Linked DNA regions of Homo sapiens: all the other regions are linked to region 1. Evidence: chromatin contacts called from ENCODE Hi-C or POLR2A ChIA-PET data. All regions are on one chromosome and are shown on one strand. The core of a region is the stretch at or near the end of the contact, and the rest is flanking DNA. Distances in the headings are between cores, read along the strand shown.

Region 1 (3,744 bases), core at 824-3,323:
CAAGTGGGCAGGTTATAGGGCTACACGCTTTGATTACTGAGCCTCAAGATCCCAGGGCACTAGCCAAGCAGGTAAGCCACAGCCAGAAAAATGGCAGCTTCTCTATCCTCCAGAAAGACAGGGACAGACAGAGCAAAGAGCCTCAGCTTGTGATGTTTAAGTCTCCTCTGATGAGTTTAATTCAGGGCAGAGTTTTAGGTTTCAGGGATACCTGCCAGTCCCTATATGGGCAAAGGTGGAGCTGGCACAGAACCAGACTAAAGACAGAGCAAGGAAAGCAAGGCCAGACAGGGTATACGTTCAAGCTCAATACAGGAAGGATGAGAACTGAGCCTAAGACAAAGCAGAACCAAACAAGGGAAGTGGGTGGTGGGTAGGCAGGGATCCAAGATCCATTATGAGCCTGAATCCTTTAGCCTAACATCAAAGCCCCTCACTACCGGCTGCCCAGGCTTCTGCTCCAGCTTACACCTGTAATCCCAGCAATTTAAGAGGGCAAGGTGGGAGGATTGAGCAAACCCAGGTACTCGAGACCAGCCTGGGTAACATAGCAAGACCCCATACAAAAAATTTAAAAGTTAGTGAGGTGTGGTGGCACATGCCTGTGGTCTCAACTACTTGGGAGGCTGAGGCAGGAGGATCGCTTGAGCCTAGAAGGCTGCAGTGAGCCATGTTTGTGCCACTGCACTCCAGCCTGGGTGACAGAGAGAGACCATTTCAAAATATAATAATAGTACCACAAAAAAAAAAAAGTGTGTAGCTATTTACATAGCATTTACACTGTATCAGGTTTTATAAGTAATCTAGAGATTATTTAAATTATATGGAGGGCGTGGTGGCACGTGCCTGCAGTCCCAGCTACCTGGGAGGCTGAGGTGGGAGGATTATCTGAGCCCAGGGAGTTCGAAGATGCAGTGAGCTATGATTGCACCACTACACTCCAGCCTGGGAGACAAGAGTGAGACCCTGACTCAAAAAAAAAAAAAGAAAAGAAAAAAGAGTATACAGGAGGGTGATGTGGTGGCTCACACCTGTAATCCCAGCATTTTGAGAGGCCAAGGAAGGAGGATAGCTTGAGCCAGGAGTTTGAGACCAGCCTGGGCAACATGGTGAGACCCTGTCTCTACAAAAATGAAATAAAATAAAAATTAGCCGGGTATGGTTGTTTATGCCTGTGGTTCCAGCTACACAGGAGGCTGAGGCAGGAGGATCCCTTGAGCCCAGGAGGTCGAGGCTGCAGTGAGCCATGTTCCTGCCACTGCACTCCAGCCTGGGTCACAGAATGAGACCTTGTCTCAAAAAAAAAAAGTATACAGCAATCCCCTGCGGATACTGAGGGATAAATGTATCTAACACACACACTCACACACGTGGGCTACTAGAAAGGCAGTGACTGCGAATTGCTACTTCCCAGCCACTGTGAGAGATGTGGAAACCCCTGCTCCAGGACAACCACCACTTCCCCAACTTGGCAACCTCTCCTGCTCACCATCTAGCACCTGCTTCCAAATACTTCAAGGACAGCAGGAAGTTCTTTTCTGACAAGATTTGGCCTAATTTTTAAATAGCACTCAGCACTTTTTGGCAGGCCTAGGGCTACTTCCAACATCCCATGGCTTTCCTTTTTTAATTTTACCAACTTTTTAAATACACTTTGTACTTTGGGCAGCCCGGGTAAGCGTTCAGTGTGAGGAGCTGACACGGCCATCATTTAAACTAGATTAAACGACACTGGACAAATAATCGCAGAGCAGCACAAAGTCGGGCTGGACGGGTACAGATGCAAACCCTCCACTCAGGGCTCGGGGGTCCCTCCTGCTCCAGGCGGCCCCACCCGTACAGCCGGGAAAGTGAGGTCGCACAGATGGACGGCCGCCTACCCACGCACAGTCGCAAACAGAGCTTCATGGGCACACAGGGGAAAATAAGGACACACACAGACAGCCGTGGACCCACGCTCGCGGACACAGCTCCCCGAACCTCCCCTCCCGCGCCGCCGCGAGAACCCAGCTTCCCAGCCCCCTTCCACTGCTCACCCGCGCCAGGCGCGTCTCGGGGCCGCTCCCAAATATCGCGGTATCTCTGCCGCTCTCCCGCGGAATCTGACTGGCACGCCTCACGAGAGCACCGGGCTGGCTGTATGTCGCGCAGCCTTCTGGGAGCTGTAGTCCACTTCTCTGCCTTCCGGGAGTTGTAGTCCACTGGGGAAATCCTGGAGCAAACCCTGGCCCTGTTCTTTGTATTGCTGGGACTCTCGATAGGGGCTGGCATAACTGTCCGACCTCCTTTCCTCACTCCTATCAGCCCCACACACACTGCTTGTTGCTTGGGGCCTTTTTTTTTTTTTTTTTTTTTTTGCTGTTGTCCCAGGTTTATTGAAAATATTACAGTATCTCAAAAAGATTCAAACAGCTTCCACGTGGCGTTTTGAAATTCATCCCCACTGTTGGCTGAGTGACCTGCAGGTTGGACAGACTGCCAAAGTCCAAAAACATCAGCATTTCCTTAATGTCAGGATATGTTAATACTTCAATGATTTCCTGATCCAGGGCTGAGACCTCAGGAACATGATTATCTCTCCTTTCTCTCTTCTCCTCCTGCAACTTGATGCAGATACCTCTCACTGAGCGCTTCAAATCAGCTTCATCACATGCATGTTGTAGCCTGCTATCTTGTTGGGGAGCTGTTTTTTTTTTTGTTTTTTTTTTTTTTTTTGAGACAGGGTCTGGCTCTGTCACCCAGACTGGAGTGCGCAGTGGTGCTATCTCCACTCACTGCAACCTCCACCTTTTGGGCTTAAGCCATCCTCCTATCTCAGCCTATGGAGTAGCCAGGACTACAGGAGTGCACCATCATGCCAGACTAATGTTTGTATTTTTTGTAGAGACGGGTTCTCACTCTATTGCCCAGGCTGGTCTCAAACTCCTAGGCTCAAACAATCCGCCCACCTTGGCCTCCCAAAGTGCTGGGACTACAGGAGTGAGCCACCACGCTCGGCCCTGGGGAGCATTTTGCTGGAAATAATGGTGATCTCCTTGCACATGTGTTGTTTGTGTGGAAGTTGCTGCCCGGGTGTGTGTATTACTTTTTTATGACGAAGTATAGAAAAGGGCTATCTTCATGGTATTAGTGTGAATGGGGCCCATGTTGGCAGGTCCTTAGTAAAAGAGGGCTCGTGGCACTTAATATTTACCAAGCCTCTTCTATTTTAGGTGCACAGGATACAGAGATAAATCAGATGCGTCCCTGTTCTTGAGACAAACAGGGACACAGAAAATGACAGGGTAAGATCCTCCATGAGGAAGCAACACCTCTAGGCAGGAAAGCCTTCTTGAAGGAGTGACTTGAAATGAATCTTGAAGGACAGCCAGGAGGTTAGATAGAGGATCCCAATAGCGATCCAGGTGGAAGGCATCAAATGGGCAAAGGGAAGGCGGCAGAAGAACACACACTGGCATGCTTCCCTGCCCCCTTCATTTTCTAGCCTTCACAGGCCCCAGGAACCTCTGTATTCATTGAGGTGGCTGAACCAGCTGCGGGTCCCCTGCCCTGAGCTGAGGTGGGGCCTCTGCTCTACCCCCGCCCTTAGCCGCAGTGGACCATCTGGGCCAAACCATCCCTTACGCAGGGATCCAGCCGTGTCTTTTTTTTTTGAGATGGAGTCTTGCTGTGTCGCCCAGGCTGGAGTGCAGTGGTGCGATCTCGGCTCACTGCAAGCTCCGCCTCCTGTGTTCACGCCATTCT
Region 2 (3,744 bases), core at 439-2,938, 880 kb before region 1:
TGGTAGAAATGTATCAGTGATAATTTCCTGATTGTGACGGCTGCACCGTAGTTATGTCTGTCTGTAAGCCGTACTAAAGTAAACAGAGTGACAGAGCAGCAGGTTGGCACTTTACTGTCAAATGGTTCCCTTCCACTCCCCAGAGATGGTACACCCTGCAGCCCCTCTGACTCCACAGTTCGAGTCTTCATCTCTCCTGGTGTTGGCTCCCCTTTTGAAGTTGGGGGCCAGAGAAGCAAAAGAGTACAGGATCAGAAGTTGAAATATTTGGCTTTAAGTTTTGGTTCTTGGCTTTCTAGGTGTGCTCACTGAGCAAGACACACCCAGTTGTCTTCCCGGTAAAACAGACAACAAAAAGTTGCTTCAAGGGAAGCAGGTGAAGGGAAGGTTCTGCACAGCGTTGTTGTTAATAGTGAAAATGTGGATACTTAAAAGGCCCAACATGCCGGGCGCGGTGGCTCACGCCTGTAATCCCAGCACTTTGGGAGGCCGAGGCGGGCGGATCACGAGGTCAGGAGATCGAGACCATTCTGGCTAACACGGTGAAACCCCATCTCTACTAAAAATACAAAAAATTAGCTGGGCATGGTGGCGGGCGCCTGTAGTCCCAGCTACTCGGGAGGCTGAGGCAGGAGAATGGCGTGAACCCGGGAGGCGGAGCTTGCGGTGAGCCGAGATCGCGCCACTGCACTCCAGCCTGGGCCACAGAGCGAGACTACGTCTCAAAAAAAAAAAAAAAGGCCCAACATTTGATGAACGGTCAAATAAATCATGACACATCCTTACCGTGTAGTCACTAAAACTGATGTTTACAAAATCTTTTCACGGAACGAGATGTTCCTTTAATTAACAAAACTGGGATTTAAAAAAAAATAGTTCTCAAAGACTGAACCACCAACCTGCAAATGACTGTGCATGACACCCCTTGCTACTTGCCTCAAGCTCCTCTGCTACCACGCGAACCAAGCAATGCCCCTCCAGGTGGCCGGCCTCCGCCAGGCCTGCGGAGATCCAGGTTACGCTCCGATGGGTCCGCAATACTCTGCGCACACACTCCCTCCATAAGCGGCACACGCTGAGGACGCAAACGCACAAAGGATTGCGAACGGACGTTCATTTTCGTCTCTCCCACAGCTCACAAACCCCCACCCGCTGGCGCAGCAGCAGGAGATCCCTGCGGGATCCAAAGTCCCCGGGGTAGGTAGGTGTCAGTCAGGGCGCTAGTTCGGAAGAAGAGCCAGATATGGAGAAAACCTTAAGGGGAACTTCGCCCCTCAGGGAAGTCCCCCCGGGGCACCACGGCTGGGAGATACCTCGCGGGTAGGGGGTCACCTCAGGTAGGGCGAGCGAGCCGGGGACGGCCCTGGTGGGTCCCAAGGGTCTCTCCCCCCACCCCGCCAGCCTGGGACATGCCCACGGCGTGTCCCCAGGCAAGCTTCCCGCCTCCGCCTCCTCTCCTCACCAGGCCACCCGCAGCAACGCCTTGGCGGGCAGGAAGGTGAGCACACGCTCCACCACCTCCGCCAGGTTACTCAACACGAAGGTGCTCCGCGGGTCTACGGAGGAGCCGCGGCACTCGCCGCAGCAGCCTACCGGCTCCATTCCTCACCAGCCCGCCGGAACCAGTCCTACGGCGGCTCGGAGGAACCCGATTACGCCAGCATAGGGTTGCCCGGCCGGCGCGCACTGAGCAGGCGTCCGCGCCACTTCCGGCTGGACGGGGAAGGTGGGCGTGGCAACGCCGGTGCGTTCCCTCGTCTGGAGCCCGTACTCCGAGGTGTACTCCGTTCCGTAATACGCTCGGAACTGTTTTCTTCATTTTTGAGATTGGGTCTAATGCTGTGGCCAGGCGGGAGTGGAGTGGCGCGGCCTCTGCTCACTGCAGCTTCTACCTCCCAGGCTCAAGCGATCCTCCCGCCTCAGCCTCCCTCGTAGCTTTAACTACAAGCTCCCGCCACCACGCCCAGCTAATTTTTGTATTTTTTGTAGAGACGGGTTTCCAGGCTGGTCTGAAACTCCAGGGCTCAAGCGATACTCCCGCCTGGGCCTCCCAAGGTGCTGGAATTACAGACATAAGCCACCGCTCCTGGCAACTTTCTAGGAGGCCTCCTGCAGTGAAAATAAATTCTTCTTCTGTGCCTGTGCCTCTCACTGCCCTGGCACCGCCATATTTCTGAGTTTACATCTTTCTCTAATTCACAAATTCCTTGCAGGGACTAGGTAGTACTTATTGCTCTTCGTAGTCCCAATGCCTGTTTAAATAGCATAAGCTCGATTTATAAACGGACGTTTGCTTTTAAAAAATTGTCTTAGTGTGTGAAAATCACTGCCTTTATTCCTTGTAAACTTAGTTAACTCGTTGTAATCTTCAGGTTTAAAGTTTCGAATGAGTAAAATGGCATAAATAGCACCTGCCATTCTAAGGTAGCTGAGTGAGATGATTGCTGTGAAGCACGCCCCAAGCTGTGCACCAGTTCCCCGCCAGGGACATCAGATTCACCTGGAAACTACTAAGTTTTAGCACATTCCCGGTCCTTATCCCAGACCTCCTGAATCAGACACTGGGGGTGAGGCCCAGCAATCTGTTTTAACACACTTTATGACGATTCTGATGCATGCTCAAACTGAGAACCACCAAGAAATGGAAGCACAGCAGACACAGGTTTGTCCCCACCTAACATCCATTCCTCCCGCCAATTCCTTCCTAAGGGAGCCCTGATTTGATCGCCAGATCTTGGGCAGAAACTTGGTCTAAATTAGCAGTTCTCATTATGGCCTCAGGACCCTTTACACCCTAAAATATTGACACGACCAATAGTTTATGTGTGTTATGACTATCAATATTTACCATATTAAAAATTAAATCAGAACATCTTAATGCTTAACTCTTTTTAAAAAACCGATGTTATACATTAACGAAATATTTTTATGGAAAACAATTATTTCCCAAATCCTCCTTCCCCCACTGGTGGATAGTATGACATTGTCAGTGGCATAAGCCTCCTGAGTAGCTGTGGTTTTTTTCTTTTTTTTGGTAGACCCAGGGTCTATGTTGCCCAGGCTGGTCTCAAACTCCTGGCCTCAAGACATCCCTCTGCCTCCGCCTCCCAAAGCGTTGAGATTACAGGTATGAGCCACCAAGCCCAGCCAGTTTTTTCCCATAGTCTATTTATAGGCGCAGCTGCTTAAGGAAGCCAGATGGCCCAGATGTCACCAGAGCTTCCTGACCCCTTGCGGAATACCAGAGGAAGATAAACAGGCGCCCTCCAGTTACCTTTAGATAATTAACATAATGCTAAAATCCTCTCCCTAAAGAAAGCTCACTGGCATCTTACGAACATGGATGTATGAAGCAGCATGTTCAGGGACTATGCCTGCTTGTCTGGAACTCCAGTCTGTGCATGCCGTTCATACCTCCCCCGCCCCTCAGCTAACTCTTTAAACTCCCCAGCCTCCCATCCCTCTGGGAGAAGGTGCCTTTAGAGTATGAGCTCCCCTTCTCCATTCTCTGGCTACTGAATGAAACCTGACTGCCTTTCAAAGTGGGCGTTCTTTCTTTGTGGCTGATATAAAGTAGGGAAAGAGGACAGTTTACCAGTGACGGCATCACTACATTTTTGCAAATATTTAATTTGTCTTAATAGAAGACAAATAGATTCTCATATTTGCTTCTGAATTCAATCTGTTGCAAAATCACATCATGTAGCCTCTGGAAAATTCCATTGTACACATGGAAGAATGAGT
Region 3 (3,744 bases), core at 1,245-3,744, 820 kb before region 1:
CATTACACTAGTCCTCACTAAATCCTCCTTGTACTGAAAGTGTCTCATTCACTTCTTGCTCCATTTCTGTTGCCACTGCCTAATCCAGGTCATCACTCCTTATTTTTATCTGCAGCAGACTCTTACCAGCCTTCAATATGGTTCTCGATGGGGCACCAGTGGCACTTTAGGTGGGATAATTCTTTGCTGTGGCAGACTGCCTGAACGTTGCAAAACATTTGGTATCCCTGTACTCCTAGCACTAAATGCCGGCACAGCAATAAGACCACCCCACCCCCACTGGGATAACCACATTTCCTAATGCCACCCACTGTAGAGAACCATTTCTAATCCTGGATGAAAGATACATTCTCCCAACTTACCTGAGTAAACTTAGTAGCTCCCCACAGCCTACAAATTCAGTCTCCTATCATTCAAACCAGCCCTACCTTTTCGTGGCCATGCCCCAACTTCTACCAGAGTAATCACCCTCGAAGCCATTCAGGCCCGTCTCCTTAAAACACCTGCTTCATGACAACTACTACACTTTCTGTTTTCCACTCTTGGAAAATCCTCCCCTTCTCCAGCCTGTATCGTGGGCTTCTCAAGTCTTAGCATAAATTTTCTACTTCTAAGGAAACCACACTTTCTCAAATCTCCGTGTCTTCTTTGGGTGGAGTTTCCTCAGTCTAAAATGCCCTTCCGCCAGCCTTCCAAAATTGTAGTCACCTGTGGAAGCTCATCTCTAACTGTCTCAGCCTCTCATCAAAGCCTTCCCTGAAGCGCACCTCCCCCAAGTCAAAATTAGTTGCTTTGGCTTTCCTGATGATACCACAGGAGCTGTCACCTTATTGAACTCTTCCCCCAAGAAGACTGAGTTCTGAGAGCGAGGACGACTTCACTCAATTCTGCAACACTAGTGCCCAGAACACTCAGACGTATTCATTCAATAAATGAATTATCTCCTCAGTACAGCACTTGTCTTTTTTTTTTTGAAATTAACACACCTTCTGCCCAGATAGTCTGGTAACCATTTTAAGGTCAATTATAACATCAAGGTTTTTGCAAACGCCAGCCACCCTGCAGGCACTTGAGTACCCACTGACTCAACCAAAGGGAGTTAAAAACAAGACTTGGTTTTAGCCATGTTTGAAAAGGAGCCCGAAGCCACCACCTTGACGCCTATTATAACCAAGAGAATATTCTGCAGTTTGGACCAATATCCTACATCAATTTCACGACGAATAGCTTCACGATACACTTTTATGGAGAAACTTAATACTTCAATTCCTTTACCAAGCCTTGGGTTTCTAATGAGATTTCCGCTTAATGAGTGAGTTTTTAAAAGTGTCTTTTCGGCTTTGTGACATACGTGATCTTTCCGGGGAGCAGCCCTGGCGCGTATCTCCTTTCACCTATCCATTTTCGAGGCTTACACACAAGGGAGGGGCCACACGAATACACACTCAACACCACCTGCCGCAACGACGGTACTATGCTCCTTTCCAGAACACAGCAGCGCGCAGCCAGGCCCGGGGGAGAGGGGTCGCTCAAACAGCACCAGAGTCTGCATTCCAACTTTTCCTCCGTCAACGAGTCCATTCTCATTGTCAGTTTCTCCTTAAACGCAAACTTAAAAACAATTGGCTGAACAAGCGGGAAGAAGGAAAATCCGACTGAAAAATGAGGCGTTAAAACTTAAGGGCCGTTCCCCTTGCCGGCCTGGGCTCAAACAACAGCCGGAGCTGCGCCGCCCCGCCCCGCCCCGCCCCGGTCCCGGGAGCAGGCCGGCTGAGGGCGGCCATGGACCCCACAAGGGCTTGGGCCGCCGCGGACTCCCCCCTCGGGGCTAGGAGACGGGGACCGAGATGGGCCAGAAGCCCCCAAGCCAGCCCCTGGCGAGAAGCCGGAAAGACGCGCCCTCCGCCTCCTCCCACCCAAGCCTCGCGCAGTCCCAGCCCGGCCTGGGATGGGCAAGTCGCGGGGGAAAGGGGCGGGCCTGCCCCGCCCGGGGAGCCGGAGCCTCTCCGGGGCAGGCTCCCCTTTGTCCCGGGACTCGAAGCGCCCCCTCTCCGTCCTCGCCCTGCCCCGCGGGGCCGCGGCCGGGCGCCTCACCGTGATGTTGCAGTGGAGCGTGAGTGGCGGCGGCAGCGAGTGCGGGCTGCCCTGCTGCGGCACCAGGAACTGGCAGTGCAGCTCGTCCAGCTTCCAACTGACGATGCGGAATCGCTCGTGGTTCTTGTCGAAGATGGACGCCAGGAACTTCAGCTCGGCCTTGAGCCCTGACACGGACATCTTCCCCTCATCTCCGGCGGGAGGGGCGCGGAAGGGGAGCCGGGCGCGGAAGGGGAGCCGGGCCCGGAGCCGCCGTCACGGCCGCGACCGCCCCGCGGGGCCGGCCTGGGCCGCGCTCTCGCGGCTCCGCCTCGTCGAGCGCTGCTGGAAAATGGCGAGGGGCGCGGAAGCCTCGGCGTGTGGCGGCCTGGGTGGCGCTTCCTTTGTAACCGACTCCAGCGGCAGGAGGCGGCGGCCCCGCGGCTTAAAAGGGCAACAGCGACGCCGCCCCCGCTACCGCCTGGGAAAGGGCTGCCCCCACCCCGCCCCCGTCCCCCTCACCCTGGCGCGCCCTGCGCGCTCCGGTTTCAGCGCGTGCACGAGGCCAGAGCGCGCGCGCCCGGCCGCCCCCTCCTCGCCTTGACCCAGCTCCCTTGTTCCCGACCCATCTGCTCCGTTCTTCGCACCCGCGGACTGGAGGCTCGGGGCCAGCTGGCGCCCGGGCCCCAGAAGTCGGGGAGGAGCCGGAGACCCCCGCGCGCCCCCGCCCCCGGCCTGGAGCCGGACACGTGCGTGGCGGATCGCGCCGGCCACGTCGGCGCCGCTGCAGACTAGCGCCAGCCCCTGGGGGCGGCTCCTCAGCTTGGCGCTCGGCGCGGCACCCGCTAACCTCACTGGGGGGACCTCGTGGGAGACGCGGGTGCGGCTCACCCAGCGTTACCTCCGCTACTTTCACCCTAGTCCGAGCCACCGCTTCGCTAGCCTGGGTTCCTGTGAGGACCTTCTCACCAGCCTGGGTTCCTGTGAGGACCTTCTCACCGGACTCGCTGCTCCCGCCTTTGCTCTCAAACCATCCATTTACCCAAGACGATGGTTTAGCCCCTGGAGGCTGTTGCCTGGAGGTGTCCCATGATTTCATCCCTTCCCTTAGCTACCACCTGTGTTCACTCTGCCGTATATAGTCTCTCTCTCCCCCCTTTCCTTATTTTGCCTTGTTTCCCAAGCTTAAGATAACCCTCCCCACCCACACCCCCATGGAGCTAGGGCTGCCCACTATTTTCACTAAACTCATAGCTCAAATATCATCTCCGGCACCCCCCACCACAACCCATTTCAAATAGTCACCCTGTGTCACATCGTCCTGTGCTAAGTTTTTGTTGGGCACCTGTCACTATCTGATCTTTAACCCATTTATTCCTTGTCTCTGCCCCGTGTTAATGTGTTCAGAGCTGTATCCCCAGGACCTAGAACAAGACCTGTTATATAGTAGAAACCCGATATGATTGAATTGAATGCTCGCTCTTATCTGGAATCCCCACCACTAGCACAATTCCTGGCACATTGTAGGTGCTCAAAAAATGAATAAAGGTCTGGATAGCAGTCCAAAGGAATACATCCCAATTTGGCAGACAATAGTGTGTGCAATCGTAAGTGCAAGAGGCAGGACCAGCTGCATATGCGTCCAACCTATGTAGTTGCACAGTGCTCCCA
Region 4 (3,744 bases), core at 615-3,114, 710 kb before region 1:
AGGGTCCAGAGAGGAATGGGCCTTGCCCAAAGTCACCCAGCAGCACAGTGGTGAAGCTGAGACCCCAGCCCACAAGCCCCCTGGACTGGTCATTTCAGTGTCCGGTCACAGTGGACTGTCATATGGCCACAGGGGTAGTTTTCACCTCCAAATGCAGGTGCCTCTCCAGAGAACAGACAGACCTGGGTTTGAGTCCATGCCCCACCACTCTGTGTGTAAAGGTCATAAACTCTCTGTGCCCGTTCCCTCACCTGAAAAATGGGGATCAAAATAACCCCAACTTACCAAGGTTCTTACGAGGTTCAAGTGAGAGGATGCAGGTAGAGCCGCAGGACAGAGTGGGCCCCTGGCACATGCTCCCTGAGTGGTAACAATGGTTCTCCACCATCTCTCGTGTCTCAAGGGGCCCCGCTGCCTGATTTGCTGCGGGCAGGAGGACAGTCATGGTTGGGTGGGGCAGGAGGAGCAAGGAGAGTTTGAGTGTGGGACTGCAGGGCAGGAGTGAGGCCACTTCCTACTGGAGGAGACCCTGGAAGTCTCCCTGGAGGTGGTGGCATCAAGCAGAGGATGTAGAACTCTGTTTCTCTTGCTCTGAAGCTGACTGGGGGCTTCTTGATTGCCACAGGGATGGAGGGAAGCACCCTACCCTGAAAGCCTAGCCCAAGCTTCTGCCCTGGATGACCTGAGGAGGAGTCCCTCCTTTCTCTGGGCATCAGCAAAATGGGGCCGGGAGGACTAGACAACACTCCCTAGAGGCACCTTTCTGCTCTGGCCTTGTTGCAAGCTGAAGAAGGTCCTCCAGACCCACCCTCTGCAGTACCCAATTATTGCCACTGGGCAGCAGCAGGGAGTAAATCTGCGGTCCGGCCTCCTTTCCCTGCCGGCCAGTCCCTCTCCCAGCATCCGGTGGTCTTTGCTCCTCCGTCCCCCCGCCAACTCGCCAGAGAGCCAGAGCTGAGCGTCCTTCACATCCAGACATCTGATGCTCCCCTCAGCCCTGCAGAGAGCCAGCATGCTGGCTGCTTTTCAGATGGGGAAACTGATGGCCAAGAGGTGAGGACTTGCTCAAGGTCACGCAAGAGCCAAGTGTGCCCACAGCGGAGGTGGTGTGAAAGGAGACTGCGGTCACACGGACCTGGCTGGGATCCTGGTCTCCTCACCTCCAGCTGTGTGTCATCGGGCAGGTCACCCACCCTCTCTGAGCCTCAATTGATATAAGTGCTGAACACATGAAGCCACCGCTTTGTTTCCAATAGAGTTTATGCCCCAAGAGTGCAAAGACATGTCTGTCACTCACCTCAGCACCCCCAGAGCCTGGCGCAGGGTGGGATTCGGAGAATAGCGCCTGCCTCCCAGGGCCTGCCTGGCACTCAGCAGACACTGTGTCTCCTCAAACCGCAACCCCCCAACCTGGCCCCAGCCCTGGATCAGCCTCACCTCGCCTCATTCCCCTCCCATCAGTCTTTCCTGCAGGACACCCACCCACCCGGCCTTGAGGGGGGGCTCCTGCTCACCTCCCCACCCCATCCCTCTCGGCCCCCTTTCTCTGTCCTGGCCTCTCCCTCATGTCGCTCTCTCCTGCCGAGCCCCCACTTGGCTCTACGCTGTTTACAAGAGAATGATGACAGTTTTTATTTCTCTGTTTTATCTCCCTTCCTCCCCTGAAGGGAAACGTGCTTCCAATCTTCCAGGAAAAATTGAAGGCTCCGGATGAGAAAAAGCAAACAAAGGACAGTGGGACCATGGGCGTCCCCACCCCCACCACCCGCAGGCCCCACACTCAAACCAGCGCCCGTGCCCACGCCCATGCAGCCGTCCTCCGCCAGGCCCCAAGAACGGCTGTTACTTTGGGGGTAATTGAAAATGTCGATCATTATTCTAGAGCATAAGTAGGTCACAGGGACACAGGGAGCGAGAGAGAGAGAGAGAGAGAGAGAGGAAACCTGGTCATGGGAGAGGATCTGGGGGAGAGAAAGGCCAGCTGGGAGGATGTGGGCGTGGAGAGGAAGAGGGAGCAGAAGGAACGGGAGGGCGGGCAACTCTCCACCAGTGAGCAGGGCCACGGACTCAGGGGGATGTGTCCTCCCACCAGCCCCCCACCACACCCCGAAAGGAGCCGGGTGGCAGGAGCTCCTGTTTAGTCCTCCCGTACCTGAGCAGCCCCGAGAGTGGGTGTCTGTGAGTGCTGGGAGCAGGAGTGGGGACCTGGCTTGTCTTCATGGGGGTGCCCTCTCACGACCACGTGCACAGCGCCCAGAGGCCAGGTCCCAGGCTGGCGGGCTGAGAGCAGCCAGCGGTCCCCTCTCCTGGGGGAATGCAGGGACTCTCCTGACCTCCCTCCCATCACCCATCCCACCTCTCTCTGCATGTCGGGACATCTCATGGTTTGTGGATTTACTACTCCAGGGCAGTGAGGGGCGCCAGTGAGCCTGGGTGGGCACGTATCTGTGCATGAGATGAGATGCCTGGGAGAGAGGGATGGGGCAGGGTGTTTGAAGGCAGTGGTGGTACCAGGTGTGTGTGTGTAGAGTAAGGTGTGGGTCTGTGCATTTGTGTGTGTGTCTTGCCCCACGTGTGTGCGGTAAGGGACGTGTGTGTGCACAGCCCCTACCTGTGTGCCTCCAGATGGTGTGTCCATGTGTCCCTGCAGGCAGGGCCCCTCTTCTGCTCCTGGCCCAGGGCCACCATCCCCCCAGGTCCTGGGAACCTGAGTGGTGATTGGCCTTGGGGTTCCCTCCAGCAACAGTGGAACAACAGACCAGCCCCCACCCCAGCCAGTGTCCAAGAGGCTCGTGGGACTGTGATGTCACCACCAAGCCCTGGCTGAGGTAACCCAACATGGAGCCAGGCCTGTCTTGCCCCCTAGAGAGAAGAGAGGAACCTCAGGTGGGTCTCCTGCCAGGCACCGAGCCTCATCCACCCTCCAACATCTGCTCGTGGTGGGAGAGGGTGAATTCCCACCCTCTCACGGACACAGCCTCAGACCTCCTGGAGGCCAGGGCTCCAGGTGAAGACCAAGTCTTCGTACCCCCGGACCCAGCCAGAGCCTGGCACAGGGCAGGAGCTTAGCAAATGTTTGTTGAATGAATGAATGCACGGATGGGGGCTTTGTGTGTGATCAAGTGCCAGGCTCCGGAGTCTAGTGACCTGAAGATACAGATTCAAGTCCTACAAGGATCAAACCAGGGCTTCCTGCAAGGTCAAGCGAGAACCCCCTGAGTTGTTCAGAAGGGGCCACGCAGCAGTCGGCCAGACCTGGGAGGCCGTGCCTGACCTTCTGCAAGTCACCTCTCTGGGGGCACTACCACAGGAAAGGCAATGTCAAGTGATGGGACTGCTTCATCCAAAGGTCAATCCCAAGCTAAATGACCCTGTCATTTTGCAGGCCGAGGCACAAGGGAGGCCCCATTCATCTTCCCTGGAGTCGGCATCCCTTTGATTGCGGGGCCACCTCTCATCTGAACATCTTCACCCCCCCCCAATATTCCTTCTGAACCCTCCATCCTCCTTCTCCCCTTCTCTTGGGACCATAAACCTACCCCAAGAGTGAGTCCTAGCTCCAGGGCCAGCTCCCAATCCTGCCTCTGTCTGGTGGCAGCTGGGGCCAGGCTGAAGGTCTGTCCTAGACTGAGCCATAAAGGCAAAAATAATACTTACTCCTAATAGAAGTAAAGCACTTCACCCTAGATGAGCCCTGGTCCTGGTCACACACAGAACCTAGACCTTTATTTAGAGATGGACCAT
Region 5 (3,744 bases), core at 535-3,034, 650 kb after region 1:
ACGTCCGGCCCAAATTACTTAATTTTTTTTTTTAACAGATCAGTCAGAGGGATGGCTGGCCTAGAGTAACCAGTCAACAAATAGGAACTAATACCAGTACGGTTTTTATTGGGTTCCTCACACCCTCCACGGATGGTGAGAACTAACTTAAGTCTCCTTTTCTCTCGAGCATCTCCATCTTTCTGCTGCCCTCTAGTGGAGCCCGGCTGTATGTCCTGAGAGGACACGAGATGAACTTGGTTGTGTCCGGAGAGGTAATTTCTTGCTTCAGATTTCAAAGAAAGTGTGCCATTTAAGGAAACCTGGTGATTGGTTCTTGTACAGAGTCAAACAACTAGTTTCTCCCCCATCCTCCCAAGCGGAATGCACCTGTGGTTGGCATTTGTGTGCTGGTTTGTTGGAAGCAGCACTTTACTACAGTGAAAGGGCAACAAGGGCAATTTTTCTTCTTGACATTGATGATAATTGGCCATTTTCACTTTTTACAGGTGCAGTAACCCCAACATATTTCTGTAAACTTCCTTACCTGAGCTTTTATAGCAACCAGGTGGGGCCACATGTTGTCCCAGCCTGGTCCCCTGCTCCCATGGACCTTGCGAGAAGCGAAAGGACAACCACAGAGGGTGGGGGTTCTGTGCTGGGCACTGGGTGTGCAAAGCTGTATGTGATGTAACCGTGGACCTTGGAGAGAGGTTTCTTTAAGGGAAAGATGAGGATGGAGCGGGGCAGGGGGCAGGATAGGAAGGAGCCTGGATACCTACCTGGTCTGGCTGCTGGGAGGTCAGTGAGAGCGAGGGGAGGGGCAGGCCAGAGTACTGGATTGGAATAGTCCCCGGGCCCCCTGCTGGGGAAACTGAGTTCTGGGAGGGACAAAGCTGTGCCGCACACCTGGCTACCTGAGGGACCCTGGAGCTTGGTCTGTCGCAGCACACCTGTGTCTGCGGGCAACACGGCCGATGGCCACTCCAGATGCTCGATCAATTCTGCAGCTTAGGCCAGTCTCAGAAGGCTCCGCAACACCTGCGCCAGGTCTCTGCGCCTTCCCCACGCGTTCACGCTCCAGGTCCTCACGCCTCTCAGCCCTGGCCTTGGTCCCGCCCCCTCATGGCCAGCCAATCCGAGAACCCCAGCAACCCCCTCGTCCAATGCGGCGCCTCCGGGTCCGCGCCCGCCCCGCCCCCTCCACCGCAGCCTCTGTAGGTGGATGCTTTCCGCTGCTCCGGCCGCCGGCGCCCGAAGCCAGCATCCCAGCTGCGGCCCCCACCAGGAGGTGCTGGAGGGGACTGCGGCTCGTGCCCCGGAGCCAGTCCTAGGCTCCGGAGCCAAGCGTGTCTCCCGGCCTCGTTCCCAGGATCTCCCTTCTGGAAGCCGCACCTTCTTCTCGTGCGCCCTCCCCACGGGCAGGGGATACATCCCGGAAGCGGTGCAGGGGAAGGCTCTGTGGACAGGGGCGCGGGCTCTGGCTTCAGCCCTGTTCTGGCTCTCCTGGATCCTCCCCTCAGGCCCTCAGCCTCCTTATCTGACAAACGGGGATTTGCGGCTGCCGGGGTTGGCTCTGGGACCATTTAGCCTACAGTGCGAGTTCGGACGGAACGGACCATGTAAACCAAATAAGTCCACTGTGGGCTGTGGCTGGCTCTCCCACTCCTTTCCTGGCCCCCCGGTAGGGCCCAGACTCAGCCCGGGGCCCCCAGTCCCCTGCCTCGCGAGCCCACCTCCTTCCTGCACGCGGGCGGCTGGGTGTCCGAGCCCGGCGCTGTTGCTGTGGGCTTTGGCTCCACCTAGTGGCACAAGGTTTGATCTGAGAGGCGCCGGCTGAGGCTCTGGAGTGAAGGAAGCGGTATCTGAATGGCTGAGAGAGAGACTGGAGCAAGGACAAAGTGGCATTTCTCTGCCTCAGCTTCTGCCGCAGACCTGGCTGAGGGTGGCCTCAGTCCACTCCGCCCTCTGGTTCCGAGGGGAGGCTGGGGTACTGTGCACTTGCCTGTGCTACTGTGTTAGCTTTTTCATGTTCTCCTTGTGGGGTGCTGTCCTTGTGCCACGTGGAAGCCTCTCATAGCCCGCTGGCCCCATGCACACCTGCCTGGAACACTGAGGCTATAGTCGTCGAATAAGTGTGGGCCACCGCTCTGTGGCCGACTATGTAAACCAGGCAGGTGGCCCTTCCCCTCCTGCCCCCACTACCTACTGTCCCCAGGAGGGAAGAGGTGCCCATGCCAACCTCCGTGGCTCACTGGTCTTGAATCTTAGTGCCCTTAGCAGCCCCAGCCACTGGTTGCAGTAAGAAGCTTCTTGCTTACATGACATGGCATGGCATGGCTTCTGTGCCCTTGTCTGACTGGCCCCATCCTCTTCCTCCTCTGGAACTGGACTCTGTCTCCATGGTCCAGCCACGATGGGTGTTTTTCCTTATGTGCCTGTGTAAAGGGGTGCGAGGTGTGTCAGGGGGAGGACAGGGAAGAGCTGTTGGCCTGGTTACTTATGTACTGCCCGCTAGAGAAGCCCGCAGCGGGGGCCTCCCAAGGGCCCATGTGAATATTTCACAGCTGAAGAAAAAATGATTGGCTCTCAAATAAGAACACTGCAAAATGGAAATCAATAAATTCTTAATCAAGTGTCCAACTGTAACATTATATCAACCTCATTAACTGTTAAATTTAGTATTCATAAAAATTTCATTACATCTGAAAGAATGTGTGGGCTAGGTTTTTCTCATTTCACAAGAATTCCCAATTGTAATTTAAATCAGTCACTCCTAGCCAAATGGTTTCAAGAGCAAAATTATAAATATCCTTTCAAAAACTTTACAGCAAATTTTTAATATTTTAACATGTTTGCACTGAGGAAGTGAAGTGAAGCTGTAAAAATAAAAATGAAGCTGAACGCGGTGGCACGCGCCTGTATTCCCAGCTACTCAGGAGGCCGAGCCAGGAGAATTGCTTGAGCCCAGGAGTTCAAAGCCAGCCTGGGCAATGTATAGAGGGGGACAAGGAGCCACAGTGTGCACCCAGGCAGGGAGTGCCTGGGTACTCATTCACCCTTCAAGTTGGGGTGTGGGGGTTCCTCTGGACTTACAGGAGTGATGAGGATTTAGAGGAGCAGGGAGAGGCTGCCCTGGGTAGCTAAGATTAGGGCTCAGGTTCCAGTTCACCATGTGGAGTTAAGTTCTCATAGGAGGGCTGCAATGGGTGGGCCCCTAGGAACAGCCCTCAGAGATGCCCTTTGCAGAGGCTCCCAACCTGGCAACACTCCTTTGCCGGGGGCTCTGGGCCTTTGACTTCTGGGTCCAGTCTTCTCCCCTCCTTTACCCCAATTACTCCTGCCCCTAAAGCTATGTCAACTCTGTCCCGTATTTCCCTTCATTTCACTCTTGTTGGACAGAAGGAATAGCCCAGGATCCATAAAAAGAAACAGTCCCCAAAGCAGGGACCCCTTTCCTCCAGGACACAGAACATTCAGTCTTCATAATCCCTGACTACATAAGCCCTGGCCCGGGCAGGAACAATGTGTTTCATTCCTTCCTTGGGAATGTCTCTTTACCATATGGCCACATGACCCCTCCCAAGGCCAAACAAACAAACAAACAGGAAAAACCCCAAACAGCAAAAGGAATCTATTTAATAATAGTTTTAACAGCCACATCTGATACTTAAGCTGAGAAATGCCATAACCTTGAGTCCCATCTCTAGGGCTGATTTCTCTCCAAACATCTTAGGTCCTTGCCTCTCCCTCCTCCCTTTAAAC
Region 6 (3,744 bases), core at 468-2,967, 640 kb before region 1:
CCTTGGCTACTCCAGCACCCCCCTCGCTGGACCCCATTTCCTGGTGTGTAAAATGACAGTAATAATCTCTTGCACATGGGGTGGTTGTAAAATAACGACCATCCAGTGCCCATCACAGTGCTGCCTGCACTGGGAGATAGTAGAATCCCCAGAGGCTGGGAGATTCCGAAGCAGTGGGACTCATACCCCCATCCCAGGTAGAACCCCAAGAAAGGAGCCAGATCCCAGAAGAAACAGGGTGGCATGGGGTGTCTAAGCGGCACCCCAGAGCTCCCTGTGCTTGACTGCGAAGTGGGAGCTGTGGAATGATGACCACAGGCCCCAGAGGGGGCCACAGGCCACAGAAAGGACCTCTATCAGCCCCTTAGTACAGGGCAAATGGAAGGAGCCCTGAGTGCCCAAGAGCAGAGAAGAGCCAGACACACAGAGACTCAGGATGGGCATCAAGGGAGCATGCAGGGGAAAGGCAGGAGGCAGGGCAAGATGATCGGAGGGCCCAATGCTGACCAGGACCATGGCGGGCATCGCAGGCCCAATGGCAGCATCCAGGTCCAGGAGTTCTGCAAGAAGCAACCCGTAACAATGTGTGCTGCTGGGTGGGCAGGGCGGGGAGGAGGGAAGAGAGCAGAGCACCAACAGAAAGGGGCAAAATCAAAATTAATACCGTTTAATTAAGTATCTACAAGACAGGACACAAGTCATAAACTGAACCCTTTAATGTGGAATGCAGGTAAATATTAATATGTATGATAGAGTGTGGGATTCAGCCTTTAAAATGCAAAGCTCCCTAAGGTCTTCAAATGTGCCATCCCCAAAAGTTCTACACATCCCTGGGGAAAGAAAGGGTCCCCAAATTGATGTGAGATTACACTTCTACCATGTGGGGAATGGGGGAGGAAAACAGAAATTCAGGTCAGATATAAAAAAAAATTAAGTTATGTTCCTCACTCATGTTCCTTTGTAAACGGAGCTCCTGAGTCACTGCAGCTGTCACCGTGCAGTGCCATCTTCAGACCCTTCATCCCTCAGGGCTGGGGGGACTCACCCTACCCTCTCACCCTTCACATTTCAGCCGTTGGGTTCACCAGCCTCCTATCCCTTCACTCATCTAGAGGGGAAATCTGCCTCCCCTTCTTCCTTTGGCCCTAAATGAGTTCATCAGTGTGACTCTAAGGAGTGATGGCAGGGAGCTGGGTTTGAGTCCAGCCCCGCCAGAGATTCCCTGTGTGAACCTAGGCAGGTCCCATCTTCCCTCTGGCCAAGTCTCAGTCTCTTTGTTGCGAAAGGGAATAAATGCTGCCTACTGGGGCTGCTGAGCAGATCCAGGCCACAGCTATGCGACACTACTTCTTAAACAGACTGCACTGCACTGGGGTTTGACCAACAAAACAAAACCAAACCAAAAGAAAAAAAAAGTTTGTGTTCAACTATGTTGAACAGAGCTGGGTTTCACAATCAGCCCTTCTGAGCTATGTCGGGGGGTGGTGAGGTTTGATTTTTCCCCATGGTCTTCCTACCAGGGCTCACCGTCTTCTCCTGCCCCAGCCAGTGGAGAGGGGAACCAGAGCCGAACTAGTGGGGAAGCAGGTTAGGGTGGGTGGGGGAGCTGAGCAGGCTTGGCTCCTGGAGGCCTGAGTCAGCGGGCAGGCGGGCAGGGCGGGCTGGGTCCTCACATGCTTGGGGAGGAGATGGTGCAGGAATGTTCCTCCCGCCCAGGCCTAGGCCCTGCCCACCGCATCCTGGCTCCGGCTCCCGTGGCCACTGCAGCTCAGCTCTAGCTTGAGAAGGGAGCTGCCTGGAGCTCTGCTGGATCGGTTCAGCCAGGGGCCTTCAGAGGCAGCCTGGCCCAGAGGATTGGCCCAGGGGAGGGCAGGGCCAGGAAACAGAGTCTGCCCAGAGCCAGGCTCTGGCCCCAGAGTATCCCCTGCCCTGCTGGGTGATAAGGCCAGCCACCACTGCTCCCTGGGCCTCAGGCGCCCATCTGTTCAATAAGGAGCTGAACTTGGTGGTATCCAGTCATCCCAATTGCATCCCTAGACCTCAGGCTGTGTGCCTGTATGTGGTGCTTGTGACTGGCTCTACTCCCCCTTGGAGACACCCCCTCCAGGGGTGGTGTCTCCAAGCAAAGCTCTCCTTAATCTCTGATGAGGTGGGGACCCTGGGAGGTCATGCAGGTGCAGTCCAGGCACAGAGATGCTTATGACACCTTTGCTCTGTGCAAGCATGGCTTTGTGGCGGTGTGTGCCCGAGTATGTGTCACTGTGTGAGGCTATGACCATGTGCATAGGACTGTGGTGTGGCTGTGTCTGACAAAGTAGCCACTGGTGCTTTGAATGGATGGCAAGGCATGTGTGGCTGTGGCTGTGAATGTGTAATAGCGTGTGGCAGTATGACTGTGTGAGCATACAGGCATGCTTATGTGGCGTATGTGCCTGTGGGCAGGTGTGTGACTGCGTGTGCTTGTTGTGAGACTGAGCGATTACATTCGTGAGTCTGTGAGTGTGTAGACACGTGGAAGACATATGGCTCTGTCATCTGGGAGGGGTGGTGCAGAGCAGGGGCCGATGGGGCCACCTGCCTCTCCCAGGCCTGGCTCTGCTCCAGCCAGTGGTGCAGCCACGGCACAGTGGTTCATAGCCCTCCTGTGTCCAGCGGGTGAAGAGATGCAGGATCTGAGGTCTGCTTCCATCCCCAGCCCCCATCTGTGGCCACAAAGCGGATTCCTTTTCCTGTACTGGGCCAAGACTGGTGACCAGGGGATCCCCTACCCCGGGTGCTGGTAGCTGTCCAGGGCAGAAAGAGAAGCCTTGTTTTCCACCCCCTCAGAGCAAAGTAAGGGAGGAAACGAGGCAGCTGGGTCCAGCCGAGTCGGGAACATCTGCCTGGCATGTGACGAGGCAGGAATCGGCCATCACCAGGATGCCCCCAACACTGGTCCCCCAATCTCCTGCTGAAAGGGGCTTAGCTACCCCAGAACGGCCCCAAGTTCCCCCAATACCCCCACCCCCATAGAGGCAGAAAGAAAAGAGAGAGGAGGGCCAGGACAGCCTCCCTCCCTGCCACACACACACCTGCCCCAGCCCAGAGACCTCAGGATACCAGGAGCAGGCCTGGCATTATCCCAAGACTCCACTTCCTGATGCTTCTCCTGGATCCAAGTCCCTCCTGAGAAAAGTATCAGACTGATGGCCTCACCCTGAGGATGGAAGGCCTGGGAGGTGGTCCCCTCTCAAGGAAGGCACACAGAGGACAACACTGTTCCCAGAGCAGGAAGCATGAGCAGGGGACTTTCCAGGCACCATGGGTTAGGAGGAGCATTCCCACCAGCCCTGCCTCGGCCTGGCCCAGCCCCCACTGCTCAGAGCCCCTTCTGCAGATGGCTACATGGATGGCAGAGCTGAGAAGAGGTTAAGGGCGGGAAGTTCCTCGGATGGGTTAGAAAATGGGGCAGGGTGGAGAGAGGGGAAAATTCCTCAGAAAGTCCCAAATCTGACCTAATGTTGACCAAGGGCCAGGGGGACCCATTCCAGAAGTTCCTCTGAGGACGCTATGCCCTGAACAGGGAGTCCTGCCCGCCCCTTCCCCCACCGCACCTGCTGGCCCTTCTCCATCTTCCTGCACAAGCTCCCTGGTCCCTGGTCTAGCCAACCTTCCCTGACGGCCTTGACCCTGGAAGCCCTCCCTCCACCAAGTCCCCATTGCCTCCAAAGGAGAGCCAAGTCTCAACCAGTACCCTCCTCTCAT
Region 7 (3,744 bases), core at 482-2,981, 560 kb after region 1:
TGCTGGATCAATTGTACACCCATATGGAAGAGATGAATCTTGATGTCTAACTCCTATCATATACAAAGATTAATGTGAAATTAATCATAGACCTAAATGTGAAAGATAAAATAACACAGAAGAAAACCTAGGATAGTATCTTCATAACGAGGGCAGGCAAAGATTTCTTACATAGGACACAAAAGGCACTAACCATCACAACAAAATTTCAGGCCGGGCGTGGTGGCTACCGCTTGTAATCCCAGCACTTTGGGATCACCTGAGGTCAGGAGTTCGAGCAGCCTGGCCAACGTGGTGAAACCCCGTCTCTACTAAAAATACAAAAATTAGCCGGGCGTGGTGGCAGGTACCTGTAGCCCCAGCTCCTCAAGAGGCTGAGGCATGAGAATCTCTTGAACCCGGGAGGCGGAGGGTGCAGTGAGCCGAGATCGGCCACTACTGCACTCCAATCTGGGCGACAGAGCAAGACTCCGTCTCAAAAAAAAAAAAAAGTTTTAAAATGAAATTAAATTATCTAATACCATTAAGAGTAAAAAAAAAATCATGAACTGGGAAAGTATTCACAATATATAATTTTGATAAATTATGGAGCTCAGGTGCAAGTAACTTAGTAGGCAGGAGAGGAAGGAGTCTAAAGAAGTCTAGTTAGGAAGGATTACTGAAAGAGGGGGTATATCTAAAAATGGGTAGGATGGGAAAGGGAGACTTTGGGAACAGCCATGGGTTCCTAATGCGCCCACAACATACATGGGAGTTATCCTGAAGATAAACTCCCTGAAGACAGTGAAAGCCATTTCAAAACTCCCCATATAACTTATGAGAACAGAGGGGTGATCTGCCTTTAATGTTAGGCCTTCTGAGATCCTGCGATCTGTTCGCTCTCCTCAGTAACATTACCCTGCTCAATTGCTGCCTTAATCCCAGGTCGCACATTGGAATGTGGGAATTCAGCGTTTACATTTACCCACACAGGATCAGCCTTCAGCTGCTACGATCAACTTCAGTATTTTCATATAATCACTTTTTTCTTTCCTTAGTTCTTGAATTATTAATTCCTTGAGAAGAGTCCAATCAGAGGTAGTCTTTCTTCAGTATTTTCGGTAATCCTAATTTCTGTGCAAAAAAATTTCTGTTCCATTTTAACCGTGCAGAACTTTCTGTTATCTAAAACACAGTTTCTCTATGAGAGTTCAGTGAAAATTCCCCTTCCCAAACTGATTCTATGAATGACTGTTAGATAAGCTTCACCACTGCATGTAGAGGGTGTACCAGGAACCCAAGTTAGTAGCTCTCCTCAAAGACCCAACTTTTGGAGGGGGTCATCGTCTGGTTCCTGGTATGCCTCCACAGGTAGGTCCGCCTCAGGAAGTCAGCGGCGAGGAGCACAGAAGAGGCTGCCTTCACCAACGGACAGCAGTTTTCATCGTGAGGGCCGTCGGCAACCGCTTGGATGTGTCTAAAGGGGCCGTTTGGGAACCGGCCCTTCTGGAGGGAAGGGTCGGAGTGGGAGGGGATCCGGGATCCGCCTTACGGCCGAGTGTCCAGCAGCGCGTTCCAACCTGGCAGAACCGACGTACTTCATATGCTCCTCAGGGGAGCGCGGGAATCACCAGGCTGAAGAATGACTGGAAATGGGACCCTCTCCAACCAAAGCACCCAGACATTCCGGCGCCGGACATTTCAAAGAGCGCGGAAGCCACGCCTTCCCCCAGAACCGGAAGCTTTGCAACTAGCGCCTCTTGTAGACTGGCTGTTTATAAGGGGGCGGGGGGCCACAGCGGGAACTGCAACTCCCAGAATGCAGCGCGGAATTTCCGGTTTCCGGCGAGAGGGCCAGAGTGAGTGTTTACACCGGCGGCAGTGCGGCCGGGTTCCTTCCGCGGGACGGGTGAGGGCGCTGGGGCCCTGGGCAGCGCGGGCTCGATGTGTGTCAGCCAAGTAGCTGGTCCCACTGGAGCGGTGAGGTCGCCACCGGATAGTGTTCCTGCCCCATTACTAGCGATCTGTGACCTTGGGCCAGTGATTTTACTGAGTCTTGCTTCCCTCATCTTTAAAATGTGGCTAATGCCTGCCTTAGGGAACCGTTGTGAGGATTAAGTGAGACATGGTATATAAAACGACCTCCTTCTGGCATAAACTTGAGGTGGAAGATACCTTGAGGATGCTTGAAGGTCTGCTAGGCAGCTTCACAGCCTTTTCTTTCCTCTTCTCTATCAGAGGTCTCTTTGGAAGCAATAATGATGACTATAACAAGAACTTATCTTGCTTTGCAAGATTCTTCCGCCGTCAGAGTTTCTGATTTATTTTCTGGGGTTCCATGTATGCCAGGTATGGGGACAAGGATGAAGAAAACTTTAGTCTTTTGTTTTCAAGGGCATTCAAGAATTGGGGTGGAGGAGGGGGCAAGCAGATATTTGTAGCCCTTTTGTTCTGAGGGGATGTGGGAACAACAGAGGAAAGAGAGGGGACTGAGGTTATTGAATCTGTGTTGGTTTCGGTAGGAGTTTGCTAAAAGGCCAAAAAGGGAAGAGAAATTACATGCAGAGTTAGATGAGCAGAGGTGTAAAATAGGGGAGAGCTTTGTTATGAGTGTGTACTTACATGTTGTGGAGGTCCTTTGCAGGGGTAGGGCTCTGTTGGGGAATGAGGCTGGCAGGGAGTTTTGTAAGCCAGGCGATGAAGTTTAGACTTAATTTATATAGATGGTTTAGAGGTATTGGAAGAGGTCTTTTTCTGGGGGGCCGGGGTGGGGCAGGGAGGGACGGAGTCTCTGTCGCCCAAGCTGGAGTGCAGTGGCGCTATCTCGGCTCACTGCAACCTCCACCTCCCGGGTTCAAGCAATTCTCCTGCCTCAGCCTCTCAAGTAGCTGGGATTACAAGCGCCTGCCACCACGCCCTGCAAATTTTTTCTATTATAGTAGAGATGTAGTTTCACCATGTTGGCCAGGCTGGTTTCAAACACCTGATCTTAAGTGATCCGTCCTCCGCGGCCTCCCAAAGTGACAGGATTACAGGTGTGAGCCACCGCGTCTGGCTTTTTTTTTTTTTTTTTTTTTTTTTTTTGCGACAGAGTCTCTCTCTGTCACCCAGGCTGGAGTGCAGTGACGTGATCTTGGCTCACTGCAACCTCAGCCTTCCGAGTAGGTGGCACTACAGGTGCGCACTACCACGCCCAGCTAATTTTTGTATTTTTAGTAGTGACGGGTTTCACCATGTTGGCCAGGCTGGTCTTGAACTCTTGAGCTTAGGCAATCCGCCCGCCTAGGCCTCTCAAAGTGCTAGGGTTACAGGCATGAGCCACCGCGCCCAGCCCGACATTGGAAGAGTTCTAAGCAGAGAAGTGACTTGGTCAGATCTGTGTTTTAGAATGATGGGTTGTGGCCAGGCGCAGTCGCTCATGCCTGTAATCCCAGCACTTTGGGAGGCCGAGGCAGGTGGATCACGAGGTCAGGAGATCGAGACCATCCTGGCTAACACAGTGAAACCCCGTCTCTACTAAAAGTACAAAAAAAAAAAAAAATTAGCCTGGCGTCGTGGCGGGTGCCTGTAGTCCCTGCTACCTGGGAGGCTGAGGCAGGAAGGCAGGAGAATGGCGTGAACCTGGGAGGTGGAGCTTGCAGTGAGCCGAGATCGCGCCGCTGCACTCCAGCCTGGGCAACAGAGCGAGACTCCGTCTCAAAAAAAAAAAAAAAAATGATGGGTGTTGTTAGGTGGCAGCATAGATATTTGATAGGGAGAGGCAAG

What was found. Hi-C counts contacts between places; a loop is a spot of excess contacts on that map. ChIA-PET counts read pairs that join two places held with the same protein, here RNA polymerase II (POLR2A). Pooled maps may share reads with other maps.
Region 2: a map of CD4-positive, alpha-beta memory T cell shows a loop between it and region 1 (6-fold over the local background). The contact joins the promoter of FBXO22 here to the promoter of PPCDC in region 1. A Hi-C loop is called at or near these places in 1 of 168 maps with a recorded cell type or tissue (CD4-positive, alpha-beta memory T cell) and 5 of 50 pooled maps. POLR2A ChIA-PET finds 5 or more read pairs at or near these places in 1 of 52 experiments (Panc1).
Region 3: a loop to region 1 is called in a pooled map, with 9 times the contacts of the local background. The contact joins the promoter of UBE2Q2 here to the promoter of PPCDC in region 1. A Hi-C loop is called at or near these places in 5 of 50 pooled maps.
Region 4: a map with no recorded cell type shows a loop between it and region 1 (2.9-fold over the local background). The contact joins the enhancer-like site here to the promoter of PPCDC in region 1. A Hi-C loop is called at or near these places in 1 of 168 maps with a recorded cell type or tissue (CD8-positive, alpha-beta T cell), 1 of 37 single-sample maps with no recorded cell type and 7 of 50 pooled maps. POLR2A ChIA-PET finds 5 or more read pairs at or near these places in 1 of 52 experiments (B cell).
Region 5: a map of naive thymus-derived CD4-positive, alpha-beta T cell shows a loop between it and region 1 (11-fold over the local background). The contact joins the enhancer-like site here to the promoter of PPCDC in region 1. A Hi-C loop is called at or near these places in 1 of 168 maps with a recorded cell type or tissue (naive thymus-derived CD4-positive, alpha-beta T cell) and 6 of 50 pooled maps. POLR2A ChIA-PET finds 5 or more read pairs at or near these places in 1 of 52 experiments (PC-9).
Region 6: a loop to region 1 is called in a map of A673, with 3 times the contacts of the local background. The contact joins the enhancer-like site here to the promoter of PPCDC in region 1. A Hi-C loop is called at or near these places in 2 of 168 maps with a recorded cell type or tissue (A673 and K562) and 2 of 50 pooled maps. POLR2A ChIA-PET finds 5 or more read pairs at or near these places in 2 of 52 experiments (MCF 10A and activated naive CD4-positive, alpha-beta T cell).
Region 7: a map of CD8-positive, alpha-beta T cell shows a loop between it and region 1 (14-fold over the local background). The contact joins the promoter of UBL7-DT here to the promoter of PPCDC in region 1. A Hi-C loop is called at or near these places in 2 of 168 maps with a recorded cell type or tissue (CD8-positive, alpha-beta T cell and naive thymus-derived CD4-positive, alpha-beta T cell) and 10 of 50 pooled maps. POLR2A ChIA-PET finds 5 or more read pairs at or near these places in 1 of 52 experiments (OCI-LY7).

Annotation. Positions count from the first base shown.
Region 1 is chr15:75,021,919-75,025,662 of GRCh38, reverse strand. PPCDC (phosphopantothenoylcysteine decarboxylase) reads right to left here and starts at 2,073. Exons shown (of 6, transcript NM_021823.5): 1 at 2,037-2,073.
Region 2 is chr15:75,901,822-75,905,565 of GRCh38, reverse strand. It overlaps FBXO22 (F-box protein 22), which reads right to left and starts at 1,688. Exons shown (of 7, transcript NM_147188.3): 1 at 1,463-1,688; 2 at 937-1,075. The coding sequence starts at 1,602. RefSeq lists a silencer at 1,297-1,366 and enhancers at 1,417-1,466, 1,487-1,586, 1,203-1,860, 1,947-2,036, 1,861-2,520.
Region 3 is chr15:75,842,197-75,845,940 of GRCh38, reverse strand. UBE2Q2 (ubiquitin conjugating enzyme E2 Q2) reads right to left here and starts at 2,494. Exons shown (of 13, transcript NM_173469.4): 1 at 2,095-2,494. The coding sequence starts at 2,274. RefSeq lists silencers at 1,684-2,083, 2,334-2,413, 2,554-2,693, 2,734-2,913 and an enhancer at 1,515-2,412.
Region 4 is chr15:75,730,076-75,733,819 of GRCh38, reverse strand. It overlaps the pseudogene DNM1P35. Among named protein-coding and RNA genes, the nearest start is that of CIMAP1C, 7.9 kb to the right of the region's middle. RefSeq lists an enhancer at 1,558-2,489. Within about 2 kb of position 1,864, at least 7 of the 41 ENCODE cell types and tissues checked have a DNase peak (open chromatin) inside an H3K27ac peak, as active enhancers do.
Region 5 is chr15:74,371,856-74,375,599 of GRCh38, reverse strand. No RefSeq gene overlaps it. Among named protein-coding and RNA genes, the nearest start is that of LINC02255, 5.4 kb to the left of the region's middle. RefSeq lists enhancers at 9-58, 386-933, 1,415-1,464 and silencers at 1,065-1,124, 1,725-1,774. Within about 2 kb of position 1,784, at least 8 of the 41 ENCODE cell types and tissues checked have a DNase peak (open chromatin) inside an H3K27ac peak, as active enhancers do.
Region 6 is chr15:75,659,209-75,662,952 of GRCh38, reverse strand. SNX33 (sorting nexin 33) reads right to left here. Exons shown (of 2, transcript NM_153271.2): 2 at 652-3,744. Among named protein-coding and RNA genes, the nearest start is that of SNX33, 13 kb to the right of the region's middle. RefSeq lists enhancers at 794-1,367, 2,516-3,089. Within about 2 kb of position 1,717, at least 29 of the 41 ENCODE cell types and tissues checked have a DNase peak (open chromatin) inside an H3K27ac peak, as active enhancers do.
Region 7 is chr15:74,459,252-74,462,995 of GRCh38, reverse strand. It overlaps UBL7-DT (UBL7 divergent transcript), which reads right to left and starts at 1,731. Exons shown (of 4, transcript NR_120377.1): 1 at 969-1,731. UBL7 (ubiquitin like 7) reads left to right here and starts at 1,836. Exons shown (of 11, transcript NM_032907.5): 1 at 1,836-1,959. RefSeq lists enhancers at 317-817, 1,765-1,914, 2,205-2,294, 1,749-2,595, 2,751-3,270 and 1 more.